Linked DNA regions of Mus musculus: regions 1, 2 and 4 are each linked to region 3. A link is a loop called in an ENCODE intact Hi-C map of the cell type or tissue named here. Cell type or tissue: heart. All regions are shown on one strand. Region 1 has its middle 24 kb from the start of Cldn23. Region 2 overlaps Gm38414 (predicted gene, 38414). Region 3 overlaps Gm51568 (a long non-coding RNA gene). Region 4 overlaps 1700015I17Rik (a long non-coding RNA gene).

Region 1 (2,500 bases), 350 kb after region 3:
CTTTCTTCCTTCCTTCCTTCCTTCCTTCCTTCCTTCCTTCCTTCCTTCCTTCCTTCCTTTCTTTAAGTAAAAAACCTACTTTATTTTGGGTTCTTAAACACTTCAACCTCCCTTCTAACCCACCAATCAGAGGTTGGGGAAAAAGAAGGTTAATAGAAAAATGGTGTTGTGGACCTGCTTACAAGGAGTTCCTTGGAGTGGTTCCGCTCTTATTGTCAGGATACCAACAGTCCGGTCCAATAGCAAACATCATAACACCAACCAGTAGCAGCCGCACCATCCAGCAGAAACAGCAAGGCTCCGCCGAATGGGCACAAGTCAGCGGAAGCGGACCGTTCTGGCTGGAATACCACAAGAACTTCTTTGGCGCATTTCTGTCTATAAAGTAAAGAGCAACGAAGACCAGTGAAGACCAGCGAGGCGTTGTATGGCGTAGCAATACGAGAGCACCCTCCTATTGTTTGTGGGGTTCCATTTATATTCTTTCTAAACATCAACCGCCCTCTCAAGTGTCTATTTTCAGCAAAAAAAAAAAAAAAAAACATTACATGCCCTCTCACAAGACGGCGTCAGGAAAACATCACATGACACAACTGGGTTGTTAAAGAAACCAGAAATTTCCACTTCACTGCTGTCTCTGCAAGGACCAGTGCAGGCAGCTAGGTTTTAAGGGAGCAAAGGGCCAACTTGGTTTTTTTTTCCCCAATATTTTGCTCTAATTTTCTCTAGGATGAGCTTTCTCTGCCTGTGGATGCGTTTCCACGGCTTTCCCTACACATCTTTAGGTACCAGCAGCAACTCCTTAGATTTCTCCTGCTCCTGACTAGGGAGCAGGCGTCATGGCGTCTAGTGGACTTCCTTTTTAGTCACTCGCCCTGGCTATGAGCTCCCTTCCTCTATGTTTGCTCTCCTTTGGGGTTCACGGGGAGAGGGAAGAAGAATGGAAGATCTCAAAAAAGTTTCAGACTGACGTCCCTCCTTACGTCTTGCCCGCTTCTGTGTGCCAAGGGACAAATGTTGATTTTTTTGTCCTAGAGCGCCCTCTTGTGGCTCCACAGGGCACAACCTTCTGCGACCCCATTGATGCTCGCTCGGAAGCTGCTGCAAGTGTTCCTTTCCGCAGAGGCACTTCTAGAGGGGCTTCATTTCCTGCAGCCCAGGTCAAGGACAGTTTCCTTCTGTTGGGCGCGCTTCTGACTCATAGGAACCAGAGCTTCTGTGAAGCCTCTACTACCTTACGCTAGCCCTCTCCTTTCCACCCCTTGCCTTTTCCGTTGCTTAAAGCTCAGCAAAGCTTTTTTTTTTTTTTTTTTTGCTGTGGCTATGGGTGGGATAATAGTCTCTTGACTATTTTCCAAACGGCAGGTGGATTCATTTTCTCACTCGGTCTTCCACGTCTCTTTTCTGTATCTAGTCAGAAGTAGGTGAGTGGTAGAGGGAGACTTTTTTGTTCTTGTTATTTGTTTATTTTTACCTAGTCCCAGTGAGGAGAATTACTTAAAATCTCTACGGTTTCAAAGGACGCCAGGCCCCCCTACCATCCTGTTTAGTGATCCCTTGGCCTTCCCTTCTGAACTTGGGGGGGAATGATGGGTAATAGGCTTATGATGGGGGGGGTGGTATTGAGAATCACTGCTAGTTTTGCAGAAACGGCTAACAGCCTGATCTACACATAGAGGTATTCACACCACCGACCGTCAGTTTGAGACCCTTGGATTAAACTCTATGTTTAAATGCTCGGGGGGGGGGGGTTCAGTGTTAGCCCCCTTTTACAAAAGATCAAACTTAAGACTCAGAAAGGTTAAGCAGCCCACCCAGGTTTTGTATGACGAAGGCATGGTGAATGTGAACTTATTTACTGTCTTCCAATATCCCACCAAAACCGTTATTTCTTAAAGACTCAGAGGGAAGAGGGAGGAGGAGGGAGGCGGGAGGACGGAGGAGAGAGGGAGGATTATGACTTAAGCTCTCAGTTCAGAATTTGATGGAAAGGGAAACCTGGCTTTAAAGTCAGCTTCACAAACACACCAGGTCTGATCTCTTTTGGGATCCAAATTGAGCTGAAGGTTCTGTTATTAAAACAACAACAACAAACAAATAAACAACAACAAAATCCCTCAAACAAACAACCAAGATGTCATGGAGTTTGGGTGAGTGTTTGTAGGTCTCTAGAGTTCCGAACAAAGGCTGATACCTGGTGGTTTCCAAAGCCCCTTTCCCCTTTACTGTGGACTAATAGGGCCAGGGAGGGAGGTGGAAATCAGTTACATTGTAACACTTGTGGGATGGAGGTAGAAATCAGTTACATTGTAACACTTGTGGGATGGAGGTAGAAATCAGTTACATTGTAACACTTGTGGGATGGAGGTGGAAATCAGTTACATTGTAACACTTGTATAAAAGGATGGACTCGGCTATTGTGAGGCTCAACTCCTTTCTCTTTGCTGTGTGTGATGTTGGTGTTTAGAGTTTGTTTTCCACTGATACTTGTGGTGGTTAC
Region 2 (2,500 bases), 660 kb after region 3:
CAATGAGAACATAGAAGTGCTGCACCATGCCCAGTTCACACGCTACTTTTATTAGAACCATTTTCGTTTTGTTTTGTTTTGTTTTGTTTTGTTTTGTTTTGTTTTGTTTTTCTAATGATTCTACTAACTTCACGGATGACCTTCCCTCTGGTACCTTGAAGAAACAAAGTTCTCTCTTGGACCGACTCCTCCACCGGAGCCCCTGTTCTGCCACTGTACCTTCTTCCTGTTCTGAGACCCTGTATAGCCTTGTGGGCTGGGTGAGATAGCTCAGCCCTGCCAGCCCCTGTATCAGTCTCTGCTTCTATATTTCCTTACACCCTTGGCAGCAAGCCTGAATTCAAACTGCCTCGATGCCACAGTCAGCTTCCTGAGCATCTCTGCTCTGCCCTCCCCCCCCCCCCCAGGCTTCTCTGTGTTCGACTCCAAGTAGGATGGGAGACCACGTGGTTTCTTTGCCCGGCATGTACGATATGCACAATTTTGCTGCCCACCAAACAGGCTATCTGAACAAAGAGGGGGGGGGGGAGAGAGAGAGAGAGAGAGAGAGAGAGAGAGAGAGATATCCTTGTGCTGTCTAAGCTGTCTGCTTTGTGATCTACACCATGAGATTTTTTTCCGCTGGAAATCTTAGTGTTATTACTATGCTGAACTTGCTGGATGCTCCTGGCTATGCTCAGACTGTCCCAACTCTCCTAAATATAACCATCCTGGTGCCACTAAACCTGGGTGAGTTCAGAATGCAGAACTTTACGCTGAGAGACATGCTGGACCAGACAGAGACAAAACCTTTAAATATTGTCATTTTAAAGGAATATTGTCATTTTAAATGACCGTTCCCAGTTCAAGAAAACAAAACCCATGTATGAGTTTCCCCAGATTTGGATTTGCATTAAAAGACACACTTTTATTTCTCGGCAGTGACTTGTGCTTTCTTTCAGAGCCCCTCACTGTTCGTTTTTACAAAAGGAATTTGGTTTTCTCTGGCTTCCTGGGACTCCCCGTGCCCTTAAACTGCAGTCGGCAGCGGAGTTCAGACTAACTGCTTTCGTTCCCATTTCTGGTCTTCAGGCCTGTCTGTCACAACGAGCTAAACCCAAACAAACCATTCCAGGGGCCCCCATAAAGCCACGTGAGAGCTATGACAGGAAGAGAGTGGTTTCAGAAACTACTTTGAAGGGACCAGAGTAATCTCTTTAGCCCAGAGCCCTGAAGATCCTGTTGCCAGAAGTACGGATATGATAGCTCAATTCCCCCGCACTCAAGCTTCTTCCTCCTCCTCCTCTTGCTTCCAAATAAATAGCTCTCTGGGGCAGTGATGTCTACATCAAAAGCCACTTGTCACTCAGTGGCCTTCCCAGATGGGAAAGTGTTTGTTTTGGCTGAGAATGACAATTTTCTCTGCATCCGGAGGTGGACTCTCTCGCAGGCCTAAGCAGGGTAAGGTTGCAGCTGCCAGTTCTTCCCAGCTGCCATCCCCCAGAAAGGTCAGAGGAAGTAAAGACAATGAAGGCCGGCTTCCCCAGAGCATGCGTGCATAGGCACAAACGCACGAACCTAGAACTGGAGACTCCCAAAACGGAGCAGAACCTGCTGGCTGAGAAGGCCTTTAATCTCATCTCTGGAGTCTAGTTAGCAACATCAGTGCTTGGCAAACTCTGAGATCTTGATAGAGGGTGAGTACACACATGGAGATCAGAGGACAATTTGTGGAGAGCCCTTGCTTGCCCATTTTGTTGCGGCAAGGTCTTGTTTCTGACACAGAGCAGGGTAGTACCCGACTAGCTGGTAGTTCACACGCTTCTAGATGATTCTCTTGTCTGCACCTCCCTTCTTGTTATAGGAGGAATGGGATAATGGATACCTGCCTCTACAATCAAGCTTTTAGGTCAGTTCTAGGAATTGAACTACAAACAACAGTAACAACAGACACCACTCGTGAGGTAAAATATCCAAATCTTAACTGTTTAACCACTTCGTGCATCCAGAAGACTCCTAAGGAAATGTATTTTCATTCATGTTTGTAGAACATGCCAACCCTGGAGGTCGTCATGTCTTGCCTGGAGATCGTCTTGCCAGTCACGCATCACAATGAGATGACTGTCTGATGTTCTCTGAGGCCTTAGCAGTTGTGGCTATTTTGGTTGATAAAGACTGTGGCTTTGTTTAGTTATTAAGAGCTGTAATAATCTTGGCAAGTTTTCTGAAATCCCTTTTGACACCCCTCAGACACTTTCAGTGGGGTACCACATGACCTCAGTATTCTTAGTGCAAAATACATTTGCCCATCCCACAGTTTATGGGTATCTGGATTTGGCAAAATGATTATGATTTCTATGCATTTATGTGACATATTTTCTTTTATTATTATCTTTAATTGAAAATTCCTACCATGTAATCTGATTATGGTTTTCCCTCCCCCATCTCCCGAACCATCTGACTCTCCCCCATCTCTCTCTCCCTCCCTTTGTTTTTCTCTAGAAAACAAACCAGAATAAGG
Region 3 (2,500 bases):
AGTTCTGTGAAAAACGTCAATGACAGTAAGTCTTTCTCCTTTCCTATCTACATTTTGACTTCTGAGAAGAACATTAGAAATAGATTATATTTACCAAATAATTGATATTTGGACTTTTATTAAACTTTCTAACATTATCAAATATGGAATTAGATATCCAATATATCATATAAGAAAAATAAACCTTTCCCTTTTACAATTAGTTTTGCAGGATACATTGAATTTGAGGTTCCCCTAGCACACCTTTAGTGAATGCCTTTAAGAAACAAACACATGAGAGTCACGGAGTTGAGAAGACCCACTCAAAATTTGGGTCATGCCCTCTAATGGCAGCCTACATGAAAGGACCTGGAAAATGGAAGATTGTGCCCTTTGCTTGCTTGCCTGTCTATCTGTCCTGTCTATCTGTCCTGCTGCTGAGGCACTGTTTTCCTAGATGGGACTCCAACAAGACTGAAGACCAGCTGACATCCTAGTAGACTGAACTGCTACAGGAATCCTGACCTTTCATCAGCCATTGTTGGACATTTCAGACCATATCTGTAAACCACTCTAATCAATTCGTGTGTGTTGGTGTAACTTAACATAGTCAGTTTAAAGATTGTAGGCAGCAGCATCCCATGAGTTGGAGTCCTGGGCTTCGTAAAGTGGAGAAAGCAAGTGGAACACCAGAATTCATCTCTTTGCTTCCTTACGCCCAGTTCTCCCACTGCCATAGCTAGAACCATCTAGTACCACATCACTGACTACAGTATGTTATACCTCAAAACTCTTCCAAAATAAGCTGTTTATAAGAAACATCAAGTTATTTGGAAAATTGTAGGGTTTCTCCTGTTGCAAATTGTACACATGCGCATTAAAGTGAGCAAAGGGGTTACATCTTTAAATATCAACACAGAGAGGGCAGAGACAGGCAGATCCCTGTGAGTTCAGGGCCTACTCTGCTCTACATAGTGAGTTCCAGGCCAGCCAGGGTTTCATACTGACACCTTTCCTGAGAGAGAGAGAGAGAGAGAGAAAGAGAGAGAGAGAGAGAGAGAGAGAGAGAGAGAGAGAGAGAGAGAGAGAGAGAGCTGTTTGTGTCATTCGTTAGTGGTGTGTGTGTGTGTGTGTATCCTCTTGTATCCCTGCCTTGCTCCTTACCCACCTGTGGCAGGAGGGAGAGAGCCATCCCTGCCTCCTACTGGCTGCAGCACCCGAGAGCAGAACCCACGCTCCTGGGCAGCACAGTAGAGCTGCCCTGATGGTGCAGGCACAGGTGATCTGGCCCCAAGGACAGGCAGTCTGGAGAGCTGACCCTGCCCCTTGTTGGCTCCAGTGCTGGGTGAGTTAGCTGGGGCGGTGCTGGAGAGCTCACCCTGGTGGTGGGATGTGGAATATCTGCTAGGCTGACCAACTCAGCCACCTCCCAGGCCCAGATCCGGGGCTTTGAGTTGGCCAACCCTAAGATCTACCCCATCTGTGACCTGCTGGAAAGGGCCAGCCCTGCAGAACCAAAGCTGCAGGCTCTCCATGACGCAGGGCAACAACAGGATATCTGAGAGGAGGCCTGGTGAGGATCCAGTATTGATAGTGTAGCAGAAGCCAGAGGCCTCTAATCAGGCCAATGCCTCACTGCAATGAACATTGGCAAGTAAAGGCCTGTGGATACACATTCGGGGACACACTGACATATTACAGCTTCCACGACAAGATTTTTTTAAAATAATTTTTTATTCTATCTTTTCTTTTGTGGGGGAGGTTGTAAGGGCAAAGGGTAGATATGAATAAATGGGCAGATGAATAGGATTGGGGTGCATACTAAGAAATTCACAAAGAATGAATAATTTTTTTAAAAAAAGGAAAAGAAAGAAAGCAAGAAAAACCTGTATTGTATCGAAGTTGAACACAACTGGAGCTCAAGTAAAACTGATCAGAAAGTTCTTTAAGTGCCAGCAGAGGGCAGTCCACCCCAAACTTCTACTTTTGAAGTTTAGTAATCGGTTTTCCTAATTCAAAGTACTAACAGGCTTTCAGTCTGTTGAAAATTGATAAGCACACAGTCAGAGAAGATTTGCTTAGCATTCGAGGAGCTCTAGGTTCAATCTTCCATAACCCCCGCCAAAAGAACTATTAGTCAGGTTTGGCCAGTAGAAAATTTATATGGAAGTGTTCAAATGTTTTCAAAGGTTTATTACTTATTTTATATTCTTACATTAGATAGCAAATTAATTAATTTTACTATGTGTTGTGATGGATGCTGTTGTTTATGATTGGAATAAAATCTTTTCCTTATATTTTGGCACTCTTATTTTGCTGGGCAAGAGGCACACATAAAAATAGGATCGAATGTGGTTTTTTTTCCATTTTTTATTAGGTATTTAGCTCATTTACATTTCCAATGCTATACCAAAAGTCCCCCATATCCACCCACCCCCACTCCCCTGCCCACCCACTCCCCCTTTTTGGCCCTGGTGTTCCCCTGTACTGGGGCATATAAAGTTTGCCAGTCCAATGGGCC
Region 4 (2,500 bases), 210 kb after region 3:
TCTCCAGATATTGAAAAAGCAAGGTGTGATAGTAAAATCTATTATTCTGTCAGTACCAAACAATGAATCCGATACTGTTTTATCTTTATTTATCCCCAGAAAATGAAGGTAAATCATAATACAAAATTAAATGTAAAAATCGAATAAGATTGTAAATTGATGTACAGTCTTCAGATTGACTCACATTCATCTCCGCCATGTGCATCTTGTGGCTTTAATGTTATCCACCTTCTTTAGTAGTAAGAAGAGCTGGCTTGCTGGATGGGCATGGCAGTGTACACCTTTAATCCCAGCACTTGGGAGGCAGAAACAGGCAGATCTCTGAGGCCGGCCTGGTCTACAGAGTGAGTTCCAGGGTAACCAGGGCTTCACAGAGAAACCCTATCTTGTAAGATCAAAACAAAACCAATCCAGCAAAAAAATTAGCTGGCAGATACAGCCAGTCAAGGCGCAACTTCAGGGCATGAATTCTCTTAGTCTTTGAAGTAACTATATAAATTAGGTTCCAATATATCCTTTCGGCAGAAGGAGGAATGGGCATGAGGAACCAGTGGCCGGAAGTGTGTGACTCATGAACAGCAGGACACAGACCCAAATTCTGAATGTTCACTACAGTCTGGCTCTCTATTGATGTGTTTTGCTGTGTCTGAATTATTATTGAAACAAATTTAAAGGCTTATTACTCTTGTCTGTCCCCCACTGAAGCTTATCTGGTCATCTCCCTCATAGCTCATGCATTAGTGGTCAGAGAATGGTTAAGAGCCAGCCACAAAGGAGAACATTTGTAGCACAAGGTTGCATTGCTTCCCATGGCCAAATTCAAGTTCCCAACCTGAGAAGAGACATGCGCTAGCACCTCATTGCGCAGTATTTTTCTCACACAAGCCCCACAAACAGCACAGACTCAAGACCACAGGAAGTAACAAAGTAAAAGATAGAGAACAATTTTTTCTTTTTTTTTAATTAGATATTTCTTTTATTTACACTTCAAATGTTATCCCCTTTCCTAGTTTCCCCTCCGAAAATCCCCTATCCCCTTCCCCCACCCCCTACTCCCCAACCTACCCACTCCCACTTCCTGGTCCAGGCATTCCCCTATACTGGGGCATAGAGCCTTCACAGGACCAAGGGCCTCTCCTCCCATTGATGACAGACTAGGACAGAGGATGACAATTTTCTTAATTTAAATGTAAGTTGACTAATTATGCGTTATGGAAGTGTAATTGGTATACTCTAATTCTAATTAAAAGGTTACATTTCTGGAAATTAAACAATTAGCTCTCAAGGTCCCATCCTTCAAAGGTAGTTCATTCTACTGGAAGTTTGTTTGTTTTGAATGTAAATTAAGTCACGGGTGAAACGGAGGCCTTGAATCACAGTCTCAGTGGAGTCACTACTGAGTCTTCTAAGGTCACAAAACTGCTCACCTAAGGGCAAATGAGGGCTGACCTCTAAGGCAGAGAGGTTTGCGTTCTGTTCTGCCACCTGGTGGCTGTCATTGGAAACTGCTCCTGTTCGCAGCTGCTCTCCAGTGCTCGCGGATGGAACGTGTCACGTGACCCTTCCTGGCGTACTCGCCCTTGAAGCTATAATTAGGCTTGCCGTAGATAATCGGACTCTTTTCATTCTATCGTCCCCCCATACTAAGATCTTTAAAAGAAATTCCCACACGTGGGGCCAGAGGGCAGTTGAGTGACACATGAGCGGTTTTTTTCTTTGCCCCCCCTACCGTGAGCAAGCACCTCAGCTGCTCAGGGTGGAAAAACAGCTATGCCCAGGCTTGGCTTGGAAATGTCACCCAGGGTCTCCCTTATCCTAGCAAAGCTCATCTTGCTATTGTTTAATTGGTTTACAGGCACTTGGGAGTCTGGATTTTAAATATTCCTTCCCAAGATTCCCCAGTTTCCTGGGTTGAATATAGCCACAATCCCAGTTTCAATTGTCAATCATGCACTTCCATCCATCAATCCTGCGGTATCATCGTGGACCTATTTTTAAGACAATGAGAACATCCATCTGTACTGTCGGCTTGGAAATGATAAGGTCATTGTTGCTATGCTAACCCATACGACAGCTCCCATCTTTAATGTATTTAAATGTAATCCTCTATTAGAGGGTGGCTCCCAACCATTCTCCCATCTTCTTCATTTTTGTGCCGTCTGCTCGGAATCCATTCATACCACGGACATCTGCTGAGCTCAGTGGCAGGCTGGTATCTTGGCTGGGTGATGTAGACAGAAGATGAAGCCCAGGAGAACACTTGAAAGGCTTGGTGTGGTTCCCTCAGAGTGTCAGGAACTCTTCTGAGGCCTTATCGACTGAGCTCTCTGGCTCAGAAGGGGACACATTTGGAAGCATCTGCTGAGGCAGGGTGCTGCGGGTGCTGCTGATGAGAGTGACTTGCTCTAAGCAGAAGAGTTGGCAAGGGTTTGTGATGCGCACCGGCTGACCTCAAAGTGAATGTAGAATTTGGTCAGAAGGAAAGGATAGGAAAGCTGTG

The links. A loop is a pair of places that touch in the nucleus more often than their neighbours do. Peaks named below come from ENCODE experiments on the same cell type or tissue, not always from the same donor. Only the 100,000 strongest peaks of a DNase experiment are listed, where the experiment ranks them.
Region 1: it touches region 3 in a loop (5-fold over the local background); 25 of 42 quality-filtered maps call a loop at or near these places.
Region 2: a loop joins it to region 3, with 3 times the contacts of the local background. A loop is called at or near these places in 3 of 42 quality-filtered maps.
Region 4: a loop joins it to region 3, with 5 times the contacts of the local background. A loop is called at or near these places in 34 of 42 quality-filtered maps.

The regions. Positions count from the first base shown.
Region 1 is chr8:35,849,546-35,852,045 of GRCm38, forward strand. No RefSeq gene overlaps it. Among named protein-coding and RNA genes, the nearest start is that of Cldn23, 24 kb to the left of the region's middle. In heart, a CTCF peak has its summit at 1,058 (motif pointing left); a DNase peak (open chromatin) is centred at 1,006; H3K4me3 peaks cover 626 bases; H3K27ac peaks cover 241 bases; H3K27me3 peaks cover 82 bases.
Region 2 is chr8:36,157,904-36,160,403 of GRCm38, forward strand. It overlaps Gm38414 (predicted gene, 38414), which reads left to right. Exons shown (of 4, transcript NR_151736.1): 3 at 1,844-1,943; 4 at 2,028-2,500. Among named protein-coding and RNA genes, the nearest start is that of Gm38414, 3.1 kb to the left of the region's middle. In heart, no CTCF peak of the experiment used is centred here; a DNase peak (open chromatin) is centred at 1,408; H3K27ac peaks cover 1,810 bases.
Region 3 is chr8:35,497,129-35,499,628 of GRCm38, forward strand. Gm51568 (a long non-coding RNA gene) reads left to right here. Exons shown (of 2, transcript XR_003947532.1): 1 at 1-25; 2 at 204-2,276. Among named protein-coding and RNA genes, the nearest start is that of Eri1, 2.8 kb to the left of the region's middle. In heart, CTCF peaks have their summits at 1,361 and 1,943 (motif pointing right); a DNase peak (open chromatin) is centred at 1,353.
Region 4 is chr8:35,706,530-35,709,029 of GRCm38, forward strand. It overlaps 1700015I17Rik (a long non-coding RNA gene), which reads right to left. Exons shown (of 3, transcript XR_378890.3): 3 at 1,462-2,500. Among named protein-coding and RNA genes, the nearest start is that of 1700015I17Rik, 12 kb to the right of the region's middle. In heart, a CTCF peak has its summit at 1,496 (motif pointing left); a DNase peak (open chromatin) is centred at 1,522; H3K4me3 peaks cover 499 bases; H3K27ac peaks cover 712 bases.